5 separate regions of the Mus musculus genome follow, and all the other regions are linked to region 2. The links are chromatin loops, found by intact Hi-C in ENCODE. Cell type or tissue: heart. All regions are shown on one strand. Each heading gives the region's core, and the rest is flanking DNA. Links, peaks and the distances in the headings are about the cores only. Region 1 holds the start of Lsm6 (LSM6 homolog, U6 small nuclear RNA and mRNA degradation associated). Region 2 holds the start of Zfp827 (zinc finger protein 827). Region 3 overlaps Zfp827 (zinc finger protein 827). Region 4 overlaps Zfp827 (zinc finger protein 827). Region 5 holds the start of Mmaa (methylmalonic aciduria (cobalamin deficiency) type A).

Region 1 (6,276 bases), core at 638-5,637, 210 kb before region 2:
GCCACTTTCGCCCCTGGGTGAGAGACCAAGATTTCTGGGTTAGCCTCCCCAGGGTCAATTATCCGATATTAGCTAGCTGGATACCATGGTAGGAGGGCACAGGAAAACCCTACGCAGCAATCTTCTTGGTTCTGCTTCCTATTTAGGTGGCAGAGCCACAGCAATAGCTCTGGACTCCTGCTTCCCTGTGTGTCCACAATCTACACTGTATAGGAAGATAGGCGCTTTGCTCAGAAGACTTCAGGCCACATGAGAGGAGGAGCTGGACGCAAACCCCTCATTTGTTCTCTAGCGTACTTTCTGCTCGGTGGTTTGAAAGGATGCTTTTGAAGTTATATGGAACAAGTATGGTTGACTCAAACTCGATTTATTCATCACACAGGAAGCCAGACCCTTTGCATTAGTCTTCATTAGGCTTCCTTGGTACACCCTGTTACTTAATGACTTGCCCATAAATCCATTTTGTACAAGTAAATTGGTCTTGACACCACAATTTTTTCCATCACTTGGCTCAAGTAATTTTAAGTTTTCATCTTTTAAATTGGATAAGGCAGAAGGAATAGTTCTGACAATTTCTGAAGCAAGAGATAAGACTCTTGAACCATAAACACAAGAAAAAGAGTTCCTTCTGCCAGGGTCACCTTGGCAAAAGTTCTTCCTTCAAAATTAGATACACTCATGTCTACGGCTGCAGCATCACCCTCTCCTGCCTCCTATGCAGGCCCGTGTAAGTAACCTATTTTCATAAGTGCATGGTCATGGCACTCTATTTCCTGAGAGAAGCCACTAAGAGGTCTAGTAAGAGAATATTTGCTCTACAGCAACTTTTTTCATAGTTAAACAATGAAGTAAAGGGAAGGGCACATGCAGTGTGTGTATCAAACTGTATTCACCCAGTGATATATATTAGCCATGTTAGACTCAGTCTCCAAAGAGACTTTAAAAATTCAAGAGGACAAGAAAAATCTCACTTCTCTAGTAGTCTTGGCACCTGAACAGACTGTGTGTGGAAGAGGCATTCAAAGATGGTATCAGAAAGTCCAATCCCTCCCTTACCCGTCTACAACCATAGCTACTAAACAGGCATGGCTACTAAAGCATCATGCACGCACTTCAACAGCTACGAGCCTGCAATTCTTTTCTAACAACCATTAAATACTAAAAGAAAGGAAAACAGAAATGCTTGGTGGTCAGAGCCAAGCCTAGGAAGAAGCCTGGTCACATACAGATTTCTGACACTTACTCAGTGTTTGCTTCTTACTGCATGTTTTTCTCGTTTGTCTTATGTAGTGGGGCGGGGCAGAAGCAGCTGCTCCAGCGTGCATATGATGTCAGAGGTCACCCTTGCGAGGTGTCCAGGTTTGGCCATGAGTGCCCTGACAATTGGGTTACTTAGGCTAACTCCTAAAAGCAAGCTGCTCTCAACCAGAGGTGACTTTTGTGCCTCACCCTGGGGACATTTGAAAATGTCTACAGTCTGTACTGTCACTACAGGAGAGTGGTAACTAGGATCTAGTTTACAGAGGTCAGGGATGTCCCTCAAGACTCTACAGTGTACAGCAGTGGTTCTCAACCTCCCTAATGTGTGAGCCCTTAACACAGTTCCTCATGGTATAGTGAGCCCAACCATAAGGTTAATTTTATTGCTACTGTTATGATTTGTAATGTAAATCTCTGATATGCACATGCAATTCCCGAGGAAGGGTCGCCAGACACCCCCAAAGGGGCTGTGACCTTGGGGTGGGAACTGCTGGCTCAGAGGACAGCACTCTACAACGAAGGACTGAGTGGTGGGAGTGGTTCAACACGTCAGCTGACAGAAATGCTGCCAGGGAGCCCTAGCCACCACCTCGTTCCCTCTCTCTCGGTTTTCTGGCTTAAACACCACGGGATTTTAGGAAAGGCGAGCCTTGGCGTGAGAACCAGATGCTGAGTAGGCAAGCCCCTCTGTGTCTGTGGGTTTAAAGTGTTTACGGATCCAGCCAACCTTGCCTCACCTGGTAAAATGAAGCTGTAATTACTTGTCCAGCGGTCTCTCTGCTACCCAGACACAGACTTTCCCCTTGCTGTACTCCCTAAGCAATACTCTACTGCAACCAGTGACATTAAATGGCACGTTGTGAGTAATCTAGAGATGATGTGAAGGGCACAGGAAGACTGCACAGTTTATATGTAAACACAGAGGAAACCTGAACGTCCATGCACTTTTCGGTACTGGGAGGGATAACAGTAGCACTTATCAGAAGTATCTGATCCCAACACGGGGAAGCTGGAAGCAATCGTCAAAGTCTTGAAAGGGTTGACCTTCAAAAAAATAAATAAATTTCTAGTGCTGAACACAAAAATGTAACTTTTCTATTTTCCAGTCCCTCAATCCAAAAGTAGAAAATAAGCCAGGGAGTTAAAAACAAAACAAAACTTTCTTTAAAGAAGTTCTATTATCTAGTAGGCCACCCTTCAGTGAGAGAAGAGCTGCTGCAGTCGTTAGGGGTACTCACTTGGGAGGCAGGAAACCTGAGTTCTAATCTCTGCTACTTAATTATCTGTGCAGCTTGCGTAACTCATCACCATTTCACCTGTCACGGCCCCAGGCTCATCTGCAAAATAAGGAAGTTAGGCTAGATGGGTACTGGCTGTCTCTTCCTGTTCCAGCATCTGATTAACATGTGCAGTCAGTCAGTCAGTCTGTCTCTCTGTCTGTCTCTGTCTGTCTGTCTGTCTGTCTGTCTCTCTATCTCTCTCTCTCTCTCTCTCTCTCTCTCTCTCTCTCTCTCACACACACACACACAGTCACAGCCTGCAAGTTCAAACTCCCAATAGTAATTCCAAAGTGAGGCTGTGCTTTGCTACTTTAGAACCACAGTAGGCCCTTTCACGGTTTTGAAGAGCCAAATAAATTACTAACACTTTAAGAAAAACCAGTCTCGCAATGTGCAAGAACCATCTATGCTAGTAATTGAAAATTTGAGGAATAGAAGTTAAGGCATCACGATATCGTTCGGGATGCGAAAATGAAGCAAAAAACTCACACCCAAAGACGTCAGCCTGGGAAACAGCTGAATAATTTATGAGATCCACACAATAAAACAGGGGGCCCAAACGAGATCAATGAATTTTAAAATCACAACTTGTCTCATTTTAATGTAAGTATAAAACTAAATACTGGTGTGTGGTTAAAAAACTTGGTGGTCTTAGCTGAAACAGAAACAGGCCCACACAAGAGAAAGGGAGTTGGTGTGCCGAGGCCGTCAGCAAGGACCATTTCCTCCGCTCGTCTGTATTTACTTTCCGTCGCGCAGGGCTCGCGGGTGGAGGAGGGCGCCGAAGTCGCGCGCCACCGTAACCCTGGGCGCTCACCCCAATCGGCGCGAAGCGCGCGCGCCACGGGAGCGCGCCCGGCACCGCGAGCCCGCGTGGCCCAGACCAGCGAGCATCTCCTGGGACGCAGGCCCGGCTCGAGCCGCTCCCCGCCAGCCCGGACCATCCGCGGCCTACGCCAGCCGCTCCCACCCGGAGTGCCTGCCCGCACCCATTCATTCCTCCCAGGCCGCGGGCTCACCTTGCAGCCGGATCCAGAACGCTCACAGGCCGGGCTTCCGCGGACGCGCGCGCCGAAAACCGAAACCGCCCCCGGCAGCGGCTTTCCCATCTCACCCAATCAGCGTCCTCCTTGCCTATGGCGACCCGCGGGGATCAAAAACAGTCAGAACGCGTTAGTGAGCTGGCTTCCAAGACCGGGTTTGTTTAATGGTACCGTCGGCACCCAGCCAGGGCTTGAAGTAAAGGTCCGATATTCTGATATTCTCTCTTTTGCCAGAAAATAGAATACGAAAGCAAAACAACCAACCAAGAGCTAGAAGTGATCTTGTGTGTGTGTGTTTACAGTAAAGAACCTTAAAATATTAAGAAACGGAAACTTACAGTTAAAACGATGGCTGTTGAGCACCCCGAAATAGCCTTAAATAATTTAAAACAAATACAAGTTAAAAGCCTCAAACCCTCAAACTAACTTCTGCATATAAATTAAATGTATGAAGAGATTGTTTCCATGGGAATGCTGAAACAAAAAAATAATTCAAGCAACTCTGAATTATAACGGCATCAATTAGAAAACGTTACAAATTAGTTTAATTGGAAACTGCATGCAGATACTATTTAAGTAGTGTATGGGAACTTGGTTAGGGATACTTCATGAATTCTTAATGCATGCTTTTTATTTATGGAAGAAAAAAAGTCACAGGAAGACAATTTCTTCTACCCCCACGATCTCTTTATATTTTAACTTATATTTTATATTTATATTTTAAATTTTAATTCTGTTTCTGTTGTTTAACATTCAACAAAGTTATAATACCTTCAAACAACAGCTACATAACCCTGATAAGTGTTACAGGATCTAAGATGCAGAATTGTTTTCTGAAACACAAAGTGGATTCCTCCTTTTCTACGTGCCTTTGATTGATATCCTGGACAGTGATCTACCTGCCTTTGGTTGATACCCCAGACAGTGAACAACTGGGTGGAATTTGGAAAAGAACAGGAACATCCTTCTGTCTGTCTGTAAAATTCCAGTTGATGTCAAGACCAAATAATTACAGACATTGATCAAACAGCATTTTAGGCTCTTGAAATATAAAATTAGGAACACAGGTAAAGTCACATTTAAATCAAAGAAGGAGCACGCTATGCCTTGTCCCTAAAATAAAAACTGCTTTATAGGTCAAATTGGGGGCTGAGGATTTAGCACAGTGGTAGCATATCTAGTGTGCATGAACATCTCTGGCACCACAGCGGTAGTGGCATAGTGGCGCTCACACCTGTAATCCTAGCACCCAGGCATGCGTGCAGGAAAATCAGAAATTCAAGATCATCCTCAGCTACAGAATGAGTTTGAGACCAGCCTGGGCTATTTGAGACCTTGTCTAAAAAAAGAAAAAAGAAAGAAAAATCAAATTGTGCTACATACTACATTTCTTACTGACTGTAATTATGATATGCGTATTATATAGAGAGATGAAATAGGTAGGTAGACATAGATATAAGCATAGCTGCTCTCACGTTAGCACAGAGCTGTGATGCAGTCACCGAGTCTGGCTGGTGAACAGGCGGTGAGAAGAGTTTTGGGGGCCTGGTTCATCTGCAGAATAGTTGCCACTGTCTTCGAGGGCACAAGTCTATAAAGTCACAAGGCAACAATTGGTTGGACCAACAAATGTATAAATCTGTGGTTATCCTGAGAAACCCCTCAGCAGCTTAGAACTGGCCTTTACCAAAACACCAGACAGCTTCCCACATTCCGTGTGTGCACTTGCCGGCATCTTTTACGTATTTACAAGAAAAAAAAATGTGTGCAAAACTTCTTCCAGATTCCTGTTGAAAAGCCAGTCTTTAAAATCCTGCACATAACGTTAATTTATTAGGGAGACTTTTTAACATCATAAAAATAATTCAGAAAAGCTTAGCTCAGTTTACTTAGCTCAGTGCTGGATTAATATGCCTGAATTATTATACAGAGGTTAGGGTTGTACACTGATATATTCTGTATGGGTTTTGGCACATGCATAATGTATGTGTCCACATTTATAACATAAAGATACTCATTTATAACATTATAGGGAACACCCTCTGGGCTTCAGCCTTCCTCTCGGCCATGCCAGTCACGTGTTACTTTCCTTTCACGGTGATTTTGTCCTTCATAGTGTCACTGACTTGTCACCCTGTGACCAAGCCTTTTCAGATCGGCTTGGGTCCCTCCAGGCCTTCATAAGTCGTGTCCTTTAAGTGTTGAGTAGTAAACAATCTGCTCAGATCCAGCACAGTGGCTTTCACTCACTCACTAAGGGTCAGCTTGGTTGTGTCCGAGCTATGGCAGTTACCAAAAGGGTGTTATAAATATCCCTACGTAGGTGTTTGTGCGGAATTAGGTTTTGAATCTTTAATTTTAAAAGATTTTTTTTTTACTTTATGGGAATAACTGCTTCCCCTACACATGTGCACCTGCATGTGGGTGCCTGTGCAAGAAGAAAGCGATGGGTCCCCTCAAGCTGGAGTTGTAGGTGATTGGGGTGCTAGGAATAGATCTTTGGTCTTCTGGAAGAGTCACAAGCACTCTGAATCTCTGAGTTTCCCTCCCCAGTCCTGTAGTTAAGTTTTAAGCCATTTGGGCAAACGTTAAGGAACGGGTGCTGGGTCATACAGTAGGTGTTTAGATCTGCAAGGACTGCTGCCCTGTCTTGAGCGCATCTCTCCCTTTCCCAGGCCCCCAGCATGGAGCTG
Region 2 (6,179 bases), core at 1,180-6,179:
ACAATTTAACTGCCTCTTTTTGTTTGCTAGTTTTTCTTATTTTGAGAAGGAGTCTCACTCGTAGCCCTGGCTAGTTTGGAGCTTGCTTTGTAGACCAGGCTGGCCTCCAATGGGGACCTGCCTGCCTCTGCCTCACCAGTGCTGGGATCAAAGGCACTGGTCACCATGCCTGATTTTAACTATCATTTAAAAACAATTTTTTTTTTGTATTTTGGAATTGGTTTAAGGTTGATGTTCCAGTTTGGATATTGCACTGTTTCAGAAGGCATTTAAACCTGCTTCAAATAGCATTGCAACCTTGGAGTGCCAAGTATGTTGGTAGGTATCAGCAAGAAGGGGTTCATCTTGAGAATTCACTATTAATGAAAGCCATCTTTTGGGAGACACAGTCTCCTTTACAGTTTCCTAGTGAAAACAGTATAAAGCTATTGTCATTTAAAGGAAATGTAACCAAACCTAACCCCAGTGGCTCTCTTTAACACCACTGGAGACTTCTAAGTCTCATTAGTCACTCATGTCACCTGATGGAATGCCATTTTAAACTTTTGTGTCTTCACTATGCTCCACCTTCTGATGAAAACATCTATTAAAAAATTGGTAGGAAAATATTTAACATAATAAGATGATGAGTCGATTTTTTAAACCTCAAAAGGGAAGATGTTTAAATAATGCACCTTTTTATTTTTTAGCTCTGACTCATGACATATAATGTATTCCACCAAGTTCAAAGTTTCCCCTTACAAAGAGTTTTATGAAACAGCTCTTCTTCAGACCAAATTTTTTTTTTTTTTTACTTCAATTATAGTAGCAGATTTTGGAGTTTTAAATCATTAACAACCTCCCAGTGAACTTGTATCCACATGGCTTACAGTCAGAGAGAGAGAGAGAGACCCGTTCCCTTCACTGAGTACCTTTTGTGAGGCGACGCATCCTTTTCTGTTTTCCCTCTTTATGTGTCTCTTTGAAGCAAGATGTGTGATTTCTAAAGTAATGAAAGTATATGGCTTAATGAAGACTGCTGTATGAGCTCAAACTACACACTAGAATTGCTTCAGGGTAAGGCTCAGTTACCTGTGTTCTGGGGAGGTGGGGGGGGAGGCAGGGAGTGAATCACAGAAGTCAAGATCACTGTGTGCACTGTAGGAATAGACCCGTGGCAGTTGAGTCAACCCTGGGGGGCGGGGGGTGACCTAATCTTATTTTCCCTCTTTATCAAGAACCTGTAATTTTAGTTTTGGCTGAATTTTCAAGTGTTAACTCCACCGGACCCTCTAAAATTGGGTATCCATGCCACCCATCCACTGATCCCACCCTATGCTATCTTTTCATTTTTTTTTTTTTTAAAAAAGATTTATTTCCATTAGGCTGTTTTAAGGGAGTATGTGAGAGTCTGTAACGTCCAGACTCAAGGTGATGGGGTGAGAGAGTCAGTCTTTCAGTTACAAAAGCCTGGGGAATTTTATACAGAACCAAACGTAGTTTAATACACAAAAGAAAGTGGTTAGTGCAACCTATTTCCTTAAAAAAAAATCTGTAAAATAATGTTTCAAGAGCGGGGGGGGGCACTTTTCCACCACCCCCCTTGATTGGGCGACTAGCGGGATAAATTCGAAGAAGTCCATCCCACCCCCGCACGCGCGCCCCCCATGCTTTCCAGACAGAGCAGTTGTAAATGCTAGGCTGAGTCCGCCCTGAGAGCCTTAGGGCACCTTCCTCTTTGCTGAGTGTGTGTATGTGTGTGTGTGTGTGTGTGTGTGTGTGTGTGTATGCGCGCGCGCGTGTGTCTAGCTCTCGCTCTTTCCCTCAGTCTGTGCCTCTGTGTGTGTGTGTGAGTGTGTGTGTGTGACAGAGAGAGAGCGCGAGAGGAGAGCGAGAGAGCGAGCTGCGAGCTGTGCTGCCGCCGCCGCTGCCCTTTGATCCCGACATTAGTGTTAGGGGCTCGGAGACACAGCGCGCGGCCATAGACACCGCCGCACCGGCGCTCATTTATTTATACCTCCCATCACACGCGAGCACAGGACACACACACACTCACACCTATTAGATCCGTTTCCATTGAAGAATATTACGCTCGGGGACAAGCCAGGTGCACGACCAAAAAATTAAAAAAAAAAAAAAAAAAGGAAAAAAAAAGAAAGAAAGAAAGAAAGAAAGGAAAGAAGAAAACCCCTCTTCTGGCTCCAGGAAACAAGCTTCAACCCATTGCACACACCGGAGAGAAGGGGTTTCCCCCTGCCCGCCCCCCAACTACCTCCCCGCTCCTGCCAGTGTCTGCCTGTCTGCCCCCACGGGGGTTTATTTGATCTCACATTAACCAAGGAGGAGAATGTGAGAAAAGGGGGAAAATGCCCAGGAGGAAGCAGGAGCAGCCCAAGCGCCTTCCCTCACGTAAGTCATCCCTTCTCCACCTCCTCTCGTGCCATTTTCTCGCCCTCCCTCTCCTCTTTCCCCTCCGCAGCCTCCGCCGTTGTTTTCTGCATTAGTTTAGGGTTACAGAGGTGAAACTGACAAAGACACAGCCCGGGTTACTCCTCGTTTAGGTCTATGCCGAGGCAGCCATGTTGGTGATGATCAGCCCCGTGCCCTTTCTATTCTCTCTCTCTTTTTCTTTCTTTCTCTCGACCCCCTCTTTTTTTTCCTTGGGATCGGGCTTTTCCCCCCTTTCCCTCCCCCTCCTCACTCCGGTTTGCGGGGGAGGGGGCGAGAGGAGGGAGGAGGGGAGTAGTGTGGATGCCGGGTTTTTGTCGCGGGTGGGGGGAGGTGGGAGAGGTTGCAATCTTGGAAAAAAAAAAGAAATTCCGTGTGGATCCCGGTGCACAAGGGTGCGGGGTTGGGGCGCGCGCAGGGCCGAGGCCGTGACATGGCGATTGGGGGTGTCGGGGCGAGGGCGCGCGGCCGCCCGCCGGGCTGGGGACCGGAGAGGTCGGTCTCCGGCTAAAGGTTGCGCCGGGGTGGGTCGGCCCCGGAGCCGCGGGCAGCTGGAGCTGGAGGCGGAGGTGGAGGCGGTGGCGGAGGGGAAGGCAGGGGCGGTCGAGGAGGGTGTGGGGGCGCCGGGGGGCGCGGGTGGCCGATCGGGGGGCGAGGCCGGGCAGCCGAGCGGATGTGGGGTGCGGGAGCCGCGCCGAGGCTGAGGCGAGGCAGCCAGGGCGGCGCGCGGCGCGCGAGGTCCCTGCAGAGCCGAGGGGAGGGCGGAGCAGGGCTCCCGGCCGCAATAAAATGCGGGGTCAGGCGGAGCAGACAGAGCCGGGGCGACGCGGGCTCGCAGACCCCCCTGCCCCGCCAGCCCGAGCAGAGTCCGTGACTAAAGTGCATCCCAGCCCTCCTGGCCCTAGCCACACACGCCAACTGGAGACTCGCGCCGGGCTGCGCGGCCGGGTCCCCGTCCCCTCCTCCACCCGCGCCTCGGGTCCCTCCGCGCCGCCCTCCCGCTTTTCTTTGCGAGACTCTTAACTTTTCCCCCACTCCCTCTCGGGCTCCCCCCTCGTCCCCCCACAAGCTCTCCGCTCGGAGTGTTCCGAGATGCTGCTGAAGCTAAAAGTGAAGGAGAAAGAAGCAACTAAAAATATCCCCCCCGGGGCCGCCGGGCTCCTTGAATGCAGGGGAGAGGGGGCAGGGGAGAAGGCGTGGGGCGGGGTGGCGGGAGGAGGGGACGCGGGAGGCGCCGGAGGGAGGGGTCGGGGGAGACGGAGGGTCAGTTTCTCCTCTTCCCCCCTCCCGCCCCCCCCCTGCTCAGCTCCCCTCTCCGGGGCGGCTTGGCGCTGCTCGGAGCCCGATCCTGCAAAACCCGGGCTGGGGGCGGGAGCGGAGCCGGAGCGCCTGCCCGCGCGGGTGTCAGGCCGACGTGGTCGGTCACCTGAAGTTCACGGAGGGTGGGGGAAGGGTTAAGGTTATGGTGTCTCGGGTTATGTGTGAGCGTGTGTGTTTCCGCCGCAGACGGGCGAGCGCGATCGATCTCTCCTTCGCGAAATCTCCGCGGCGGTGCCCACGCGAGGGGTCCGCAGGGCTGCTGTGGCCCGGGCGGGCGCGGTGGCACCCGGAGTGGCGAGCAAGGGCACGCGCGGGCAGTCTGCTCCGCAAACATTCCTCTTTTCTTCCCCCTTCCCGGTATGCAAGGAGTCGACGCACAGGGCTAGGGTTATGCTTTTTTTCCCCTTCCTTTAGGGAGGAAAAAAAAAAATGCCCCCGTGCAGTCCTTTCTTCGCCTGCCCGCTAGAGGTTCTGAGGATAATATCACATATGTAATATATATGCACATAAAATCACTCGCAGGCGGCTGCGAGTGTAGGAAAATTTTGTGCGAGGAGGAGAAGGAGGCGCAGTCGGGGCGGGCGAGGCGGGAGGCTCCGCGCTGCGATTCACAGAAAACTCGCAGCAGTTGGTGGAAGTGTGCGTGCACATGGCCGGGCCGGGCTTCCCTCTTGCTCGGACGCGCGTGGGCAGCGAGGCGGGGGGGGGGGGGGGGGCTGCTGTCCCGGGCGGGCGCCACCGCGGGAGGCTTGCCCTGCTCGCACAAAATGGGCTTCAGTGTTCTCTGCGAACTTGCCCTTAGATGGCAACTTTGGGAGCTGATGAGCTTGTATGCGAAAACCAGGGCGGTGAGGTTACTTGGTCATTTCCCTTTCTTCTCTTCTCCCCCTGCTTAAAAAAAAATGTTGGCGGGGTTAGAGGGAGGGTGGGAGAAGAGAAGGGATTTATCAGTTTCGGCTGAGACGGCTGGAACGCCGCCCCTCCCGTGGTGTGCAGTGCAGTCGGGCAGCTGCAGCCTGCCCTGCCGGTGACCTTGACCCTGACCTCCTGCGACTACCCTCTGTCTGAGAGGAAATTCAGGCTCCATTTTAGCTCCGGTGTCTGGTGGGCCTCTCCCGCGGATTGCTGCCTGTTGATGAAGTTTTTCTTTTCTTTTTTTTTCTTTTTCTTTTTGAGAGTGAGCTCTCTCCTGGTTCTCAGATTGAATACTGCTATCTACTCCAAAAAAAAAAAAAAAAATCACCTCCCCTTGCAGTCATATTAAGCCACTTTACCCTAAGTAAGAAGCAATTTACTTTTGGAAGCACAGTAAACGGTCCAGCCTCCCCCCCCCTTCTTTTTAAGGGAAGCCTTAATTTGTAAAGCGTTTCCACCTCTTTTTGTATTGAATGAATTTTTATGTGTGCATGTGTGCTGCCTTTTCTAAGCGGGGTTTACACATGTTTTATAAGCAATTTACATTTTGACTAAGAGCAATTTCTGGGCAAATAGTGTATTTTCCAAGTCAGTCATAGTAACCCAGGGCCAGCTAAGAGCCCAGTGATGATCCTAGAAACTTGAGAATGATATACAGACATGAGGCATATCGATTTGGGTAAAAATGAATGTTCATTTCCATTTAATACAGAGTATAGTTGTAGACCTACGGCCTAGTTTTCAATACTGAACTATTTTGTGTTTGGGAAAAGGGCTCCCTCCCTGGGAGAACTATGCTGTATCAAGGTTAAAACACAGTTGAGGCTTGGGATTAAAGGTGCCTGTTAGAAGCCATCTTGGAGTTTAAAGAAGTTATACAGAGACAAACCTAAAAATTGCCCCCCAACCCTCGGTCTGTTTTGTAGGTGAGGCAAAGAGGTGGTTTAGTGAATAAACTGGGGAAATTTAAATTGCTTTTAAGGCAAAAGGACCTTTCTGAGTAAATGAAAAAGTTATTAAAGCCACTATTGATGTGTTGATTTAAGAGTTGATAGAACCTGTAAATATTAGGAAGTGCAGTGTGCATGCACGCACACACACACACACACACACACACACACACACAAACTTACTGTTTGAATTTGTAGAACAGTTGAAATCCTTTCCATTTCTGCCAGCAATCTTGGCCCTTGCACTCCCAGCAATGGGGCTAAAGAATTTCAGAGCACACACTGTTACCACATACAGATGTTTTCTGTGAGTGGAGTCTACTTCTCACATTAAACAATACTATCTAGGAACATTCTGGGCCTGCAAAGCCCACTGTCTTCCTACAGTACAGACACCAGGGAACCTGGATAGTCCACCCTAGAGTGGATTAGTCCTGGAAATCCAGGCGAGCACTTGGTATTATCTGATACCAAGTCTGGGGTGAGCCTTGGCTCCTGGCACAGAGTACTAGCAATTCCCCAGGCTGGGCTCCTGCCTGCTAGGGTTTCCTAGCTCCTTCTGTTCTG
Region 3 (5,000 bases), core at 1-5,000, 55 kb after region 2:
CGGGCCTTCTTCCATATAAATGCCAGCCTTGTGCCATTCCCACCCTGAGAGTCTGTGCTGGTAGTCAGGGACTCACACATCACCATGGGGGCATGGCTCCCTGACTGGACTACTTGATAGTCTGCTTTTGAGATTTGGTTTAGCTGTTCTGTTCAGTCCTGCCTTGGCACTCTGGAGCCACGTGACTAAATTCCTCGTGTGAGCAGCTGCAGGAGGACTGTGCGTGCGTGGACAGTCTGAGTGTCGGTTTGAATCCGTGGATTCTTTTGAGCTTGGTGATTCTTAAGGTGGGGGAGGGAGGAAGGGAGGGAGAGGGGGGGCAGGCAGAGGCTGAATTTAATGATTGCTACTGCAGGGATTGAGCAGGATGCTAAGCAAGCAAGCCGAGCCTAGAGCTGTCCACGCTGGTGTTGAACTTTGTGTGGCTGGTGACTCCGGTGACTCCCAGGGACTTGCTTTATGCTGTTGTATCTGCATCCACGGTGCTGACTCTGCTGTGCTTAGCTCGTGGAACCTCCTAAGAGCACTTTACATGAGAGTACTGTTGTCATTCCATTTCATGGATGAGGAGACTGAGAGAGGCTGAAGGTCTTGTTCACACTCACACAGCTAAATAAGTAGAGATTGGAGTTGAAATCCAGGCCCTGCCCAGAGGAGTCCATATCACAAATTACAAGGTAAAGAAGTAATCATACAGGAAGTTGGCTCTGTCTCTGCCCTTGGCATGTGCCAAGGATTAGCCAGCTTCTCTAGCACGGAGCCTCCCTCTGACTGTCGTACAGCAGGAATCTTTGGAAGTTTGATTAATTTTTTGTGTGCTGCTGAGCCTTATGCATGCTAGGCAGCCTCCCTAGCACGAAGCCACACTCCCAGCCATACAGGGTGTATTACTATTTTAGGCTTCCACAAATAGAGTGGTAACAGCAAAGCCAACTTACATTCCTGAAGGCCCTCACCTGTGAGATCTCAAACACGTTACATTGTAACAGTGGAAAATGGTCACTGCTGAAGTTCAGACCTCTCTCTCTCTTCCTTCTGTGCTGCCTATGGGTATCTGGTCCTATGGCGGTCCAAAAGAACCAAACCCAAAACAAAACCAAAATAAAACAACAACCAAAGCACCTTAATACATTTTATTTATTTATTGTGAGTGTGTGTGTGTGTGTGTGTGTGTGGTCAGAGGACAATTTACAGGATTCAATTGCTCCCTCTCCTTCTGACATGAGGGTTTCAGGGGTTGGACTCAGGATGTCAGGTTTCTGGGCAGGTGCCTTTACCTGATGATCCACCTGGCCAGCCCTAGAATAATGTTTTAGCTCCGTAGACCTTTGGGGAAATTTATCAGAGACTATTGTATCCATAAAGCTGAAACCTAGCCACTCCTGTCCTCATGGAAGCCGTTTCTTCTGTCCCTGTTGTGGCTGTCACTAACTTCCACTGCTGCTGTAAGAGCATCATTAATCAGAAGCATTTTCTGGGAACCGGGCCCTGTGCCAACCGCTTCGTGCAACTTCTCATTTAACCCTCCGCAGCAGCAGAGGGGCAGTGCCACTGAACCTATTCTATAGATGAGAAAGCTGAGACTGGGAGGGCTTGGCTGTAAGAAACACGAGCAACGAGTCAGCCCTGGCTGACTACAAAGGCTTGGCTTGTGACCACTTAATTAGCTATTACCTAATTTTTATTTCTCAGTTAAGTGAACTGTCTTTTGACCTCTGTCTGCCCCGCTGTTTATTTTCCTTGGCTTCAAATCATGGCATCATTTCTAATGCTTGTGCTTTTAGTCACTAATCTGGTTACTTCTTTTCTTCCAGTGCCTCTTCGGAAATGTATCTACACAGTCCCTTCTTTCTGGGCAGCCTTCACGTCATCCATAGCCATCTCACCCCTCTCTCTCCCCAGCCCCAGCCCTCCAAAGCAAAGCTGGTGATTCCAGAACTTTCCAATGCTCAGCTGGCTTTTTTGTTGAGGTGCCATCGCACATATCCAAGGACAGTGCTGAGCTCCTCATTGCCCGCCTAAAGTCCTGACTGCTGGCATTACAGGCATGCGCCACCGCGCCCTGTTATGTGGTAGTAGGGCTTTGTGCTAGGTAGGCTAGCAAGCTCCTAACCGGGCTAGTTCCCTTTCTGTCGAGTAGCCAGCTCGCCACTACTCTCAGGAAAAATGAAGGTTCCTGAACACACTCTTGCCATATCCAGCCTTTGCCTTCTCTCCTATTGTTCTGGGGTCTGGCCACTTCAACCGTGAAGTTCCAAGGTTGCTTTTTCCTCTTCCTCTTGGGAGGAGCTGGGCTGTTCTGGCAGGAGTCACTGGCCATTTCTAAGCCTGCCACAAACCCCAGTTCTTTAGACTCATGGTGATCTGTAGTGACTGAGATCATTTAGGACCTGATCTAGAAACTATGTCTCTCTGTTAATTTAACTAAGATGGCAGGTGCAGCAGTTAAGAGGTGATGTCCGAGGGGTAGGTCTCAGTCCAAAAGGCCACAGGACGGATGTGGTCCAACCTGTAGGGCTCCTCTCTTGTACTCTTTGTTAAGGCATTTCACTCTTTGACTATGTTAATAGCATGGATTTTAAATACAGCTTTCACATTTGCACAAGGCTTGAGTGATTTTCCAGGACCCAGTCCTTCCTGCTGTTGACAAGAGAGACATCCTGTCTGTTAAGACGATTACTGCAGATGGCTACTCTTGCTCATTATATGTGGGATTTGTTTTGTTTTGTTTTATTGAGGGTCTCATGTTGCCCAAATTGGCCTCCTATTCTCTGAGTAGCTGAAGATGACCTTGAATTCAGATACTCTTGTCTGTATTCCTCCTGAGTGCTGGATGACAAGCATTCCCACCTTCATACCCAGCTTTGTACCCAGCTTCTTATGCTGGCGTTAAGCGTAGGTTAGCCTGCGAAGAAAAAAGCTTGTTATTCATGCTTGCGACTCCATTTCCCATTGCTACCCTTGACCATTCTCTGTATCCATTGGCTCCGTGTCCGTAATTGTAACGGTCACTGGGGATCTTTGAAGACTTGGTTTGGGTATGTAGATTCAGAATCCGGGCCAAGGATTAATCCCTGCAGAGATTGATGAGAAATATAAGACTTTAAAACTTTGGCTATACTGGTTATAAAATAATTTAAGAATACAGAGCAAGGTTTAAAAAATTTTAATTAATGTTTTAAGAATTCCATATGCATATAGTGTGTTTAATATTTAAAAGTGGCATTCAACTGTCATTGTTATTTAATTAAACTGTGGCCTTATGCTTTCAGAAGACAATTTATTTTTCTCACCTAAAGCATATTAAATCATTGAAAAATTCCAGGTCCAAAGTCTGTTCATAGGTGCAGACATGCCTCCTCCCACAGGACATAATTCCTATGCTTGATAGAAGCCGGGATACAGTCCCTAGAACTAAGCTTTAATTCTAATTCAGTCATTGACAACTGTGACTTTTAAAAACGTATCATTTTCTGACTCCTTGTTTTCTTATTGTAAAAGAAGGGGATGGAAACACTGTTGGATTTCTTTTTGTTGTATTTTAAATGTTCAATTAATTCACTTTTTCCAAGAAACCTACTAAATGCAGCCTCTATGTAAAGCACATAGAAGTGGTACTTAAAAAAAAAAAAAAAACTATTTTACCAGTTTACATTTGTTACATTTATTTTAAAACCTAAGCAGTTAGATTTAAGTTACTTTGGTGTTGTGGAACATAGTCTTCATAGCAATATTATTGTGTGTTACATTTCTAGATCTGTTTTGCTAACTGAAGCCTTGTGAGGTAGGAAGGCTCATACTTGCAATCCCAGTATTTGGACAGTTAAGGCCAGCCAGGGCTGTATATAGAGGCCTTAATCCCACAAACAAACAAAAAACAAAATCCCCAAAATCAATAAAAAGAGAAACAACTTTGTGCAACCCATTATAGGAAATGGGAAGTGATATTTAACAACTTGTCCTATAGCCACAGGTTCCCATTACTTATTCAGATGCTGCAGTAACTAAGTTTCTCCTTTGGAGTTTGCGAGCATTCAACATCTGCTCTCACTCCTTAGTTGGAGTGCCAGGCCAGGATCATCCCACACTGGTCACCACAGCAGAGTTGCCCAGGATTCTGTATTAGCCCCTTGGTAACTAGTGACCCAGTATTAGGGAAGGTTTTACTCTCTTTGGATCTCAGGCTCTTTGTCTGCATCATGGGGATGGTATTAAGTTCCAAAGTGTCACTGGCATAGACAGAAACACTAATCTAGAGAACCACTCACTGTCCCCTGGGCTGTGTACTGTGTGTGAGCCATACCAGACAGATCCAGCCACATTTATGTATCTTTGCATATCTCTGTCTTGTTCTGTCTACTGGTCATATTCAGAGGGCCACACCCAAGCACATGCTCTAGAACCTACCCTGGCATTTCATTTAAGGCAGGTATGCTCAGGGAACAGCTGGGAATGTCTAGAGAAATATTTTTATTTTAACAACTGGTAGGAGCGACAGGCACCTAGTCAATAGAGACTAGGCATGTGGCATGTATGGCAGCCCCTTCTCTAGCAATGATCCAGTCCAGACATCCACACTGCTAAAGTTGAGACGCTGACTTAGAGAATCCCACAGGCTCTGGTGGTACTGTGACTGTACAGACTTACAGCGACATCGGCTCACAGGTCTAGGGTTTTGCCAAGATCAGCAAGCTGCTTCCTTATCATGAGGTATTTCTAGAAGTCTAACAGCCCCGTGGTAGCAGAAGACACCGCATTAGCAAAAACAAACTGATTCATCAACGCAGCTCATCACCTTAGTGGTCTCTGGTGGTTAGACATTTCAGGTGTAATCCTTGCAAGGATATACATGTTAAAATCACGTTACATGAATTCAAAAGGAACCTAGAAATTATGTTTGAGACAGACATAAATTGGAACCCATGAAGCAGATCCTAGGGTTCCTTGAACATTGTTTGAAAATCATGTGTATGAAGTTCTCCTCTCAAGTCTGGCTCTGG
Region 4 (5,000 bases), core at 1-5,000, 130 kb after region 2:
GCAGCCCCCATCATTCAGCTACCCTACCCCATAACAGGGCATGACTCAATTTAAGAAGCCTTGACCTAGACATTACACATACAACTTGCGGCAGTCCAGTTGCCTAGAGCATGGTTACTTGGCCATGATTGGCTCACAGAGATGCTGACAGGCCACGGTCACAGCCGTGGGCTAAGCTGAAACTCAAGGGCTCCTTTACTAGAAACGCCAGGGTGTCAGAGGGCCTCTAGCTTTGCCTCAGGAGGAAATAGCTTGTTTGGATTAATTCAAGGTCAGGAACTCAAAGCCTGATTAATAATTCCAGCTGGCCTTCAGCCAGGGTAGAGTTCATAGGCTATGACAGTGTCTACACAGGCTTGTTATTTCACTGTTGGGTTAACCTGAGCAGCAGACCCTGCCTGGACCCTCAAGTGTGTACATTTCTACTAATGATAAAGCTGGGGGGTGGGTGAGCAATAGTGAGGTAACTCAGGATGTACTCAAGCAATGCCTACCGTAGTGAGCTGGACCAAGCAGAGTCAGAGTTACTGTGGGGTGACTTATGTCCCCTGGCTAGTGCATTTTATATCAGCTCAGGTCAGCATTTAACGTACTAAGCATATGATTGTCTATTAATTTCATTTGTTTTTGTTTTGTTTTTTGAGTCTCAAGTATATATTGTTGTTGCTTTGGATTACTTTTGTGTGGCGGCTGCTATGACCCATCCAACCCCCACTAAAGTACGGAAACTGGAGATCTGCTCTGAACTGAAGCTAATGCTGAATTGTACTGGGTGGGGAATTGTGCTGGTGACCCACCCTGTGAACGCCAGCCTCTTACCTCAGAACCACATGGGTAGACATGAAGGGACTGCCAGTGGTGACAGCTGCTTTGACCATTTCAAATGACTGGCCTCATATTTGTCTGTTTCTGACCAAATGCCAGCAATTGCTGGCCTGATCCAGCAAAGTTCTGTAGAGTTAATTGATGCCTGTCTCTGTCTCTGTCTCTGTCCTTCGCTCTAGATTTACTTCTTATTTTGGGGAGTGATGCATCCATGCCACAGCATGCATGTGGAGGTGAGAGGCCGTTGTGAGCCTCACTTCTCTCTTCCATCATGTGGGTCCCAGGGGTCATCACTCACACTGCCAGGCTTGACAGCCATGATCCCCTGACTCATCTCACCAGCCAAGGTCATTCTCTCTTCATTCCTTAGCGAAGACATTGAAAAGTTCCTAGAGAAAAAAAGAGAGAGAGAGAGAGATGCTATTTTGAAGATGTACAAATGGTAGTCAGACTCTTAGTTCCTGTGGTGTGTTGTGGTTTTGATGGGACTGTCCCCCAGAGGCTAGTAGAGGTTTCCAGTTGGTGGCAGTGTTTGGGGAAGTTAAGGGTGCAGCCTTACTAGAAGGGATGTCGCTGGGGATGGGCTTTGACATTAGAGCCTCATCTTCATGCCACTTCTGTCTTGTTCTCTGTCTTGTGCTTATAAAAAAGGATGTGAGCTCTCCTAGTCCTCTTCCCAGTCCCACATCTATGCCAGCTGCTGTGCCTGCCCACCGCGAACAATTCTTATCCCTCAGGACCATGAACCCAAACAAACTCTTGCTTCTGTAAGTCGCCTCGCTCATGGTGTTTTCTCACAGCAACGGAAAAACAGCATTTGGTGTTTCAGACTTAGACAGAACGTACCAGACACCTACCCTGTCAGGAGTCCGGCCTCCGCTCTCATGAGCAACTGATTAGGTGTAGCAGGTCTTTAAAGTGGCAAACCCACGTCCATACCATGTAGAGCAAAACCTGTGTTGATGATTCAGATGGTTAAGCTCCTGAAATGTGTTCTTTTCTAACCTTTCACTGCTGTGAATCTGTATGTTACCCGCAAAACACACAGGATAAACGGGGACAGGATGTATTTTCTACAGATATATGAACATACGGTGTTGTGGATGTGAGCTTCATGTGGACAGCCACGCCTCAGTCCACAAACTTTGTCTTGGATTTCTTCTCCAAAAGTTTTTCACAGCAGGTCCAAAGTTAATGCAGTATTCTCAAAATTAACCTGTTAGAGATTGTCACCCCACCCCCACATCATGGTTAGGTCTAAAAATTTCATCCCACCTTCTCCACAATTTCTCAATGTCTCTTGGTATTCACAACATAAAAACTAGTAGGATGACTCCGTATCCATTTAACCTCAAACCCAATGAGGAAGAAACACGGCGACCTGTTATAGTGGTCCCTGTTGGTTTTCTCTCTTTCTTCTTTTTTCTTTGTTCATTTATGTTTTTCAGAACAGGATTTCTCTTGGCTGGCTATCCTAAAACTTGCTCTGTAGACCAGGCTGGCCTCAAACTCAGAGATCCAACGGTTTCTGCCAACATTATTGTGGACATTATATGGATAGACTTGGATCAAAATCTAGGCTAGCTCAAATGGTGAGCATTTTGTGAGTGAGTGAGAGTCCTAACACATTAGAGGCTTCACAGTTTCACTTCCTCCACACAGAAGAAAAACTCCATCCTTATCCTTTCTTTTTGAGCTAATGATGCAGGAAAGACACAGGCCTAGAAGGAACAGGTGGGATTTAGGATCAGCCATGTGGTCCCTTGGGCAAGAAACAGTGGCTTAAAAGGACCTTTCAGTCTGTATCCTGGTGCCTGAGGGGTGGAGTTGTGTGCATAGAAGCCAGTGGAAGGAGGCAGGAAGCAGCCCTGGTCACTCTCCGTGGGCAGCTGACTGTAAGGTCACCCTCCTCGGGCAGCACACGTGGTTAGCAGATCTAGTCTGAATCACGTCTCTGGCCTTTTCAGTTAAACCTGAACTTTGGAAAAAGTCACCTCTGCAAACTTGCTGTGTAACCCGTGGTTACTTGGCTTCTCGCCAGAGCCAGGCTAGCATTTGGGGTATGATGTCATTTAGTGTTCTGTTCTGCTGCGCATGTGATTGCTTTAACAGCTCCATGGATCTAGGGCTGGGGAGACGGCTCAGTTGGTAAAGTGCCTGCTGTGCCGGCATGAGGACCCAAGTTCAAATCCCCAGGACAGAGATAGGTAGGTAGGTACCCAGAGCTTGTGAGCCGTGCAGTCCAGAGACTCTATTGTCTCAAAAAAGATGTGGAGGAGGGGTGAGCATAACCAAAATACATAGAATAAAATACTTAAGAGATTAATAAGAACAGTATTTAAAAATAAGTTGCAGTGGGATTAAGGAAAACACATGACATCAACCTCTCTCCTACACCCATGCATGCACACACACCCACATGAACACATATTCACCCCACACACAAGAGCACACACGTACACACAATACTAAGTGTTGGATACTGACGAGTCACGGCGCCCTGCCACTAGCCTTTACAGGTGTTGGCTCTACAGTGGCTTTTAAAAGTATGAAATGAGATGGGATATCTGTAGGACGTTAACTTGACACCGTCTCCTGTAAAGATTAGAATGTTCACAGTCTCAACCCAGGAGTCACCAACAGGACCTAGAAACAAGTGCATCTGTTGCAAAAGCAGCCACACATTCCCACTGAAATTAGAACATGGCAGTGATCCAATTCCACAAGTATTTGTGAGTTTCTGCATTAATATTAGATGCAAAAATCTGTGTTCAAGTGCCACTAAGGTTACAAATGTGCACATGCCCAAACTGGAAAATAAGATTACCATAGTGCTGTTACCTGTCCCCTGTTAGTCCATGACCCATAGTGCACTCAACAGTTTGAAGGCTGATATGCTATGCACAGCTCTTACTATGCGGTGTGATTAATCTGAACTTCAGCCTCTTGAGAAGCAGGCATTGGGGGATGGGAAGTCCTAGATAAGTGGTTTCACCATGTGACGTCAGTTGGGAAATTAGCTTTTACATCCCATAAATTGTCTGTGAACTAGAGAATAATATTCTTTTTCCAATTGCTCCCTAGTCCTTAGAAGATGAGACAGAGGTTCTATTGAGATAAAGTCTCGAAAGGACGCTGAACCTTTGTTACCAAAGGTAAAGCACTTGTGTTACAGTGCAGAAAGGTAGCCACTTCTCAGCTCACTTGTAGAAAAATCACTTACATTCATTTACATATCATGAATCAATGCCTCTTTCTCTCTTGCCTGCAGCCAGATTTTTTTTTCAGATCACAAGTGTTTATTGTCCTCTAGTATCTATATAAAAGAAGAAAGGATAGAGACAAAAAGTAGTTAAAATATGTAAGAATAATACAAGCAGAGTGCCTGACTAGTGTGTTGCATCTGGGAGGTGAGGTGCAGCCCAGTTGATAGTGGCAAGTTGCCAAGCATGCATGAAGCCCTGATGCCATCTGCAGCACCACGGATCAGGCATAATGGTGTAGCCTTTAACCCAGTACTGAGGAGGCAGGAGGCTCAGAAGCTCAAGGGAGTCCTCATCTGTTTCATAGCAAATTCAGGAACATGATAGGCTACATAAAAACCCTGTCAAAGATTAATACATTATGTTTTCCTCATAGAGAGAAAGCATCCAATTATTTGATTTTTCTAATGTCTTATTTGGTAAACAAACTACTGGTTGCATTGAATTTTTTGTGTAAGGAGCAGCCCAGCCTGGTGTTGAACTTCCAGTACTCCCGTCCCCCAGGTCTGTGGAAGCGCGCATACATGTGCACAGGTATATGTCTGGGAGTCAAAGGTTGATGCTGGGCATCTTCTTCAATCACTTTCTACTTGTTTACTGAGGTCTCTTGTGAGCCCCGTGCTCCCTGAGTCTCTGAGTCTGGCTAGCTTGTCCTAGGGACCCCATGTCTCCACTTCCTCAGTGCGTACCCCATACCCGCTAATTGTTATAGGCACTCCTTACCATACTCAGCTGCCTCAAAGATTTTTTTGCGATTTTATTTGGTTTCCTTTTCAATTTGAGAATTGAAATTGGAAGATGATGCTTTTCAAAAAAGATACGCACTTCTCATTTGGCTTAGCAGCTTTGGACTTGAACTGTAGATTATGTGTTACTTAAAAATATCCCAGGCTGTTGGGTATTTACATTTCT
Region 5 (6,276 bases), core at 785-5,784, 260 kb after region 2:
CTTCTTTCCTTCATTCCTGGCTCCATGAGGCAGGTAGCTCCTCTGCCACACACTTCCACCACAATCACTGTGCTACCACAGGGCCAACAGGGGCAGTTGGCCATGAATCAGTCTCCAAAACTGAACCAAAATAAACCTTTGCTTTGTTACAGGAACAAAACTTAATCATACTGCCCCTGAGAGAGTTACACAGATAATAACATTTTAAGTTCACATCTACTTTTCACAAAAGTGACTTATTCTTTCTTCTCCATTATCCACATCTCTCTAATGTTGTAGGTTTCAAGCTGTGTATGCTATAAGACATATATTTACAATACACATGCACGAATGCATGAAACACAAATGTCACTCGATAACATGTATCCCTTTTATAGATAATCCTCCCGAGCACTGTTTCTTCTGGTTTTCTACCGCAGCCTGCAATGAGTACACTGTGAAGTCTGGAAGCCCACAGTCTACCAACGCCACCTCTCACACATTCTCTACTCATCCTCCACGCTATCAGGCATCTCATGCTCATATACTCTCCTTCAAACCTACCTTCAAGGCTCCCCCTGCCTTACCTTAAAAATAAAAATGTTTTCTTCTATGACTGTGCAATGGCACAGTCAATAAATACTTATGCAGAAGCTACCATATGCAGGGCCCTGGGCTAGACCTTGGAATGTACTGGCATATGGGTCAGAAATGACTCCTGGTGGCATCAAGTTTACAATCCAGGCAAGCAGTGATGACATAAATACCTTATATTCCTCCATGAATTCTTGACACCCCCTCCTCCTCAACCTTTGCTTTCCTGCTGTCTCCATTCTGTGTGTACAGACTCCAGAGGCAGCTACGCTCTTTCCCAGAGTGGCTGTCACCATAGTCTTTCCATGTGGGACATGCTCTTTCTCATTATCTCACAAAACCCTCTTCATCCTCCAGGAACCATAGTGTGATTACTCCCCCAGCCTGACAACCCTCATCACAATGTACAGTGGTAACTTTTAAGATGGCAGTCTACTATAAACCATGGGTGCTCTGTATCTATAGCTCGTTCGCAGAATCAAAGAATATATGTAATAATTTTACGTTAGTCCATAACTCCATTACACTGACTGCTAATTGATATTTTGAAAGCAGAACACTTGTAAATGTGTGTTTTTCCTTTAAAAGTCTGATCCATACCCACTTTTCTGCATTGGGAGTTTGCTCAGCAGCAGGGCCTGACTTGGGATATTTGTCTTGGAACTGAGCAAGTGAATATTCTTAATGTCAGTAATTACCATGACAAGAAAAGGCATTTTAAACCCAATCAGTGTCTATGATATAGTACAATACACACAGGCCACACAATCACCCGGTGTGTAACTGATTTTGATTTGGAAACTATGTTGTCAGATACCACTAGCCTGCTTATCATCTCCACCCCTGCTCAAAGCTTCACCTCTCCCTTTCAAGTTTTAAAATGGTTTTACAGAGTGGTTAAGGTGGTCGCTGATAAGTGAGGGTAACACAGAACACACTCACTGCCTCGGGAGGGCTTCTCTGAGGTTCCTGTCTACTTTATCTTTCACTATTTCCAGAAAGAGTCACATGTCCAAATTTCTACTCTGAGGTCAATTTGTGCTGGGACCCTCTCACCATTAAATGTTGTTATTCATTGCTCTGGAAATCTGCAGCATTAGTGAGACTAGCACTGGTAACTGAGCCCTCTTATGGTCTCAGGCTCTTCTTGTGCAAATATAAGCAGGCCAGGGGAATAGCAAGTGTGAATAATGGCTGTGCACTCGGGCAGGACCTGGTGCCAAGTTCGTGCTGATCAAGAATGAGAAACACTGCCCTTCTCCACTCTTTCTCCAGTGCCCTTGGACTGCTCAGTAAGATCCATCTTGGAACATGAATCTAGCTTCTTCTGTTCAAATTCCTCCGCGTCCTAGCACAGTGATCTCCCAAACCAGACCAGGAGTACCTGTGAGAGGGAACGCTCAGGCCCCACTCCAGGCATTCTGACTAGGGGAGTGGGCCCCCACTGCAAGCATTCTTAAGCCTTCTGTGTGACACTGATGCCCTAGAACCAAGTCCAATAGTCTGTTTCTGCTGCACAATTTTCTCATACTCTCCTTTCAGACCTCCTTCCTCTAAGGAGACTTGGTCTTCCAAACCTAGTACTTACTTTCCCAATTTCCCACATTCCAGATTTAACTGGTCTCATCTTTCCTCTTCTACAACATTTCTCCTCTGCTTAAATCCACTCTTCTCTTAAATCCTCTCCTGATGATCCTGGCTTTGGGGAAATCTTTCTTCTCTAAATCAAATTATTCTGAATACTAACTTAGGTGATACCCGGCTCACAGAGGGTGCTTGTTAACTCAACCCAACACCAATCACATTAAAACCAACGGGAGGATCACATAAAAATATAGATACTTGTTCCTTATTCCAGAAAACTCAGATCTCTGTAGAAGACCCGTGGCAATGAATGATTTTAAAGCACTGATTTTAAAGCAATGTTCAACACCTTTCTTACATACAGCAAGACTAAATGTCTACTTTTCCCACATGACATCAATCAGCTGGGGCAAATTCCAACCATTCACTTGCTCCATCCATTCCAAATATATTCTTATGACACCCTCACATTTTGTAATCACCATTTACGTTCCTCATGATTATATAACTTTCCATGTTTATAGTCTCTAATAGGAAACAAAGCCTTAAAAGAACCATCCTAATAAAAATACTATTTCCTTGAATATATTTACTTCGTCAAAGAACTTTCGAGACATTGTAGATAACCCTCCAAACGTTTTGTTTCTCCTGGAAATTGGTTTTCTACTAGCTTAGCCACTTTTTATAGTTTCTTTGTTCTCCAAAATATATGCAAGGGAACTGTTAAGAAAGGCGACAGTAAGAAACCCTTTTCTTAGGCTCTCCTTCATTTTTCAAATGAGAAACATATCTGAAGTTGGCATGTCTTCTGTGGAACGCTACCGGCGCGGTCGCGACGGTGTTTGGCAACCCAGACACCGCTTTGTGACTCCCAGTGAACCCTGCTTTATAACCTGCAAATCTGTATTCCTTCCCCTCTGAGGGGTCTGCTGCTCCCTTCCGCAGGCGGAGCTCCTTAGCACTGAACAGCCTCCGGGCCTGGCTCCTTCCGCGCTGCCCGAGACGAGCTCACAAACCGGCCCACGAGAACCTGACAGCAGCGACTGCGACGCCTTTCTTATGTAAGGAAAAAGCGCTCAGTCCCTTCCAGTCCTTCCTGCAGGCCCCACCACATCCACCCCGCCCCCGACTCAGCCACATCCTCCTCGGCTGCCCCCCGCGAGCCTCCAGGGGGCGCCCCCGACAGCGGGGCTGACCCCGGGCGGAGGACGCACCGCGGCCCCGACTCCTGGCCTCCGCGCGCACCGGGCCCCACACTCACCCTCGCGAGGCCGCGCAGCAGAGCACCGCCCCTTCCGCCCACTGCTCCCGCCCTGCTCGCTCCTTCCGCCGCCGGCGGCACGCAGGCGTAACGCGACGCCCCGCGCAGGCGCAGTCGCTTAGCGAAGGCTGTCCCGCGGCGGGCGCAGGCGCGGGTGGCGGGGTGTGCTTGGGCGGGAAGTGGGTGGTGAGGGCCGCTCTGGGCTCAGCGTTCCCCACCTGGAATGCGTCCTGGCTTCGGCTGGCCCGGCCCAACCCTCAGCGGCCGCGGTGCCCAGGCCCACTCCTTCCGCGCCTGGAAACGTGAGACGGGTCACTGAGGACGACGTAGGCAAACTTTGCAGAGCACGTTGCCACCTGTTGGAGTAGCCGCTCCAGCCCCAGTCGAAATGCACGGCCGAACAATGGCAGTTCTGAGTGGCTCAGGGGCCCACACTTTCTTTAAAACCGATGCACTCGTAGTAATATTTCTTATGCCCCACATCCAGAGGCCTGTGCTCACCACCTCAGCAGTGCCCGGGGAGGTTCGCCAGGCGTGGGCAGGCTCTCCCTTGAAAGCACCTGACCTGGTTCTACCTTGCACTGGGGCTGAATGGTAATTAATTTTTTTATTTGTGTTTTTGAGATAAGGTCTCTCTGGCCGACCTGGAACTCCCTAAAACCATGCTGGTTTACATACTACCTGGCTCTGCCTCACAAATGCTGGGGTTAAAGGTGGGCCCCACCGCGCCACACTGTAGCTAATTTAAAAAAAAAAAAATTACTGAAGTCATGAGACCTACAAATTTCAGGCAGTCCAGAAGGAAAGTGTGTGGAGACAGAGAAAGGTACGATAGTACGTTAAAAACAGGCAGCTTAAACAGCAGCGGTAAGTGCTCCTTTAACTCGTCCACCGTAAGTTTTAAATGTTTAAAAGCAAAGTTGTTGGGACTGGAGCTATGGCTCAGAGATTAACATTAACGTAAGAACATATTGGCTGCTCTTCAAAGGAGCCAGATTGGGTTCCCAGTGCCCACAGGGAGGTTCACAGCCATCCAGTTCCAAAGAAATCACTGCCCTCCTCTGGCCTCTGAGAACACCAGGCACACATGTAGAGCACATTCCTACTTGTAGATACATAAAAATATTTTTGAAAATTAAAAACCAGTGAAACTTTGTACCTAGCAATTATTAAAACATTTACAAAGAAGAAATACAAAATTCATGATACAGTAGTTTTCTTACAATCTGACCTTAACAAATGCTGCACCATGTCTAAGAGCACTGGGAAGGGTTTGGAAATGACCTCGTTATTACAAATATCATATTTAAGTCCATATATTAAGGCTTGGGAATTCACCAACCAACTTACGTAATGCATATAATCTTTTGGTTACTGCTCAGCGCTGTTTGCCATGGTATGTATAAGACTTGTGAGTCTTTGTAATCTGTCAGTTGTGACTTTTTAAATTTTCATTTCAACAAATTTGAGTAGCTGCCAGATACTGTTCAGGCTCCTGGAACGCCTGAGGCTGGCATGCTCAGTCCCTTTACAGCATGGCATCATATTTGCATATAACCTATTTCCATCTTTAATGTGTTTAAAGAACAGGGAGCCAGAGCAGGTGCTATAAGCCTCAGAGAATTGGAAATCACATCAGCTAGGCAACAGAGGGTCAGAATATGGATACTAATCAGATATGCCTTTGTTTCCTTCAAGGGAATTACATGGGAATCTCTTATTGTAATGCATGAACAGAGTAAGTACAGTCATCTATTTGTTTTCTATTACTGCCATAAAAGTTGGTACAAACTTAGCAATTTAAAAGAACAGAAATGTACTGTTTTCTGTAGGTCAGGGTGCAACTAACCCCCTGTGCTGAAGTCAGCTTGTCAGAGGACTTCATTCCTTTCTAGAATCTCAGAGAGAAGAGTGTTAGTTTGTTCTTTCTAGCTTCTAGAAGCCCCTGAGGTGCCTTGGTCTGTAGCCCCTTTCCTCTCCTTTCAAAGGCAGTAGCATCAGTAAAGAGGTCTTTAGTTTTTAGGATTGGTGTAACAAAATTGGGCCCACTTAGGATAATCTCACCATAGCAAGGTCCTTAATCATAGCTCCCACGTTCCTTTGCGTTTTGTAAGAAAATATATTCACAGGCTCTGGTGATGAAAGTGTGGAAATCTGTATTGGGGGAAGCTTTCCCTACCACACCTCTGGCCCCCAAAGAGTCATAATGTTCTTATGCAAAATTCATTCAGTCCTTGTTCCCAGAGGAACTGCATAGTTTCAAAGCATTACAACATCTAAGTCTAAAAAGATTAAATCATGTAAAATTTCTAAATTCAATAAGGGTGAGACTCTGGGTTTCTATCCAGGGCAAAATTATTTCCCATCTGGACCTAAGTGACTAGAAAATAAATTCTCTGCTCCCAAAGTACAAAAATAGTCATTGGAATAAGAGACAGAATTATAAGATGGTTAAAACTATCTCCTATAAAAAAGAGAAGCCAGAGTGGGGAAGCAACAGTCCCAAACAGCCTCAAATCCACCCCAGCAGTCTCCACTCAAAGTCAGGGCTACACCTCTCCTCCGTTCAAATAAGAATGTGATGGCCTTAAGGGTCATTACTCTGCCTCCAACAACCATTGCTATATTCTTTGAATTGACTGTTTTCCTACGTATCTGTATATTTGTCTTACCCACTTCATCTCTCCATTAGCCCACATCAAATGGCTAGTTACCATTAGTTACCTTTAAGTAGACACTTGATCAGTACTTTTGAAGTGCAGCATTTTAAGAAACTGCATTGTAAACCACTTCATGGGAAGTGCAAATATGCCATCTAGTTTCTGTGGAAGGGAAAGAATGCATCTCCGTTTTGTATT

What was found. Hi-C counts contacts between places; a loop is a spot of excess contacts. Peaks named below come from ENCODE experiments on the same cell type or tissue, not always from the same donor. Only the 100,000 strongest peaks of a DNase experiment are listed, where the experiment ranks them.
Region 1: a loop joins it to region 2, with 4 times the contacts of the local background. A loop is called at or near these places in 11 of 42 quality-filtered maps.
Region 3: it touches region 2 in a loop (6-fold over the local background); 10 of 42 quality-filtered maps call a loop at or near these places.
Region 4: it touches region 2 in a loop (2.2-fold over the local background); 2 of 42 quality-filtered maps call a loop at or near these places.
Region 5: it touches region 2 in a loop (20-fold over the local background); 15 of 42 quality-filtered maps call a loop at or near these places.

What each region holds. Positions count from the first base shown.
Region 1 is chr8:78,817,489-78,823,764 of GRCm38, forward strand. Lsm6 (LSM6 homolog, U6 small nuclear RNA and mRNA degradation associated) reads right to left here and starts at 3,664. Exons shown (of 5, transcript NM_001191004.1): 1 at 3,560-3,664; 2 at 2,499-2,597. In heart, for the core only: no CTCF peak of the experiment used is centred there; a DNase peak (open chromatin) is centred at 3,663; H3K4me3 peaks cover 1,752 bases; H3K27ac peaks cover 2,295 bases.
Region 2 is chr8:79,026,342-79,032,520 of GRCm38, forward strand. It overlaps Zfp827 (zinc finger protein 827), which reads left to right and starts at 2,096. Exons shown (of 15, transcript NM_178267.3): 1 at 2,096-2,388. The coding sequence starts at 2,346. In heart, for the core only: CTCF peaks have their summits at 4,189 and 4,785; DNase peaks (open chromatin) are centred at 1,820, 3,190, 3,420, 4,690 and 2 weaker places; H3K4me3 peaks cover 4,354 bases; H3K27ac peaks cover 5,000 bases.
Region 3 is chr8:79,082,028-79,087,027 of GRCm38, forward strand. All of the region lies in intron 4 of Zfp827 (zinc finger protein 827), which reads left to right. Among named protein-coding and RNA genes, the nearest start is that of Zfp827, 56 kb to the left of the region's middle. In heart, for the core only: no CTCF peak of the experiment used is centred there; DNase peaks (open chromatin) are centred at 1,554 and 2,144.
Region 4 is chr8:79,160,250-79,165,249 of GRCm38, forward strand. The region is part of intron 8 of Zfp827 (zinc finger protein 827); the gene reads left to right. Among named protein-coding and RNA genes, the nearest start is that of Gm30271, 39 kb to the right of the region's middle. In heart, for the core only: no CTCF peak of the experiment used is centred there; a DNase peak (open chromatin) is centred at 2,832; H3K27ac peaks cover 1,026 bases.
Region 5 is chr8:79,291,496-79,297,771 of GRCm38, forward strand. Mmaa (methylmalonic aciduria (cobalamin deficiency) type A) reads right to left here and starts at 3,466. Exons shown (of 7, transcript NM_133823.5): 1 at 3,419-3,466. It overlaps Gm4890 (predicted gene 4890), which reads left to right and starts at 3,583. Exons shown (of 2, transcript NR_045823.1): 1 at 3,583-4,012. In heart, for the core only: a CTCF peak has its summit at 3,326 (motif pointing right); a DNase peak (open chromatin) is centred at 3,456; H3K4me3 peaks cover 2,789 bases; H3K27ac peaks cover 2,784 bases.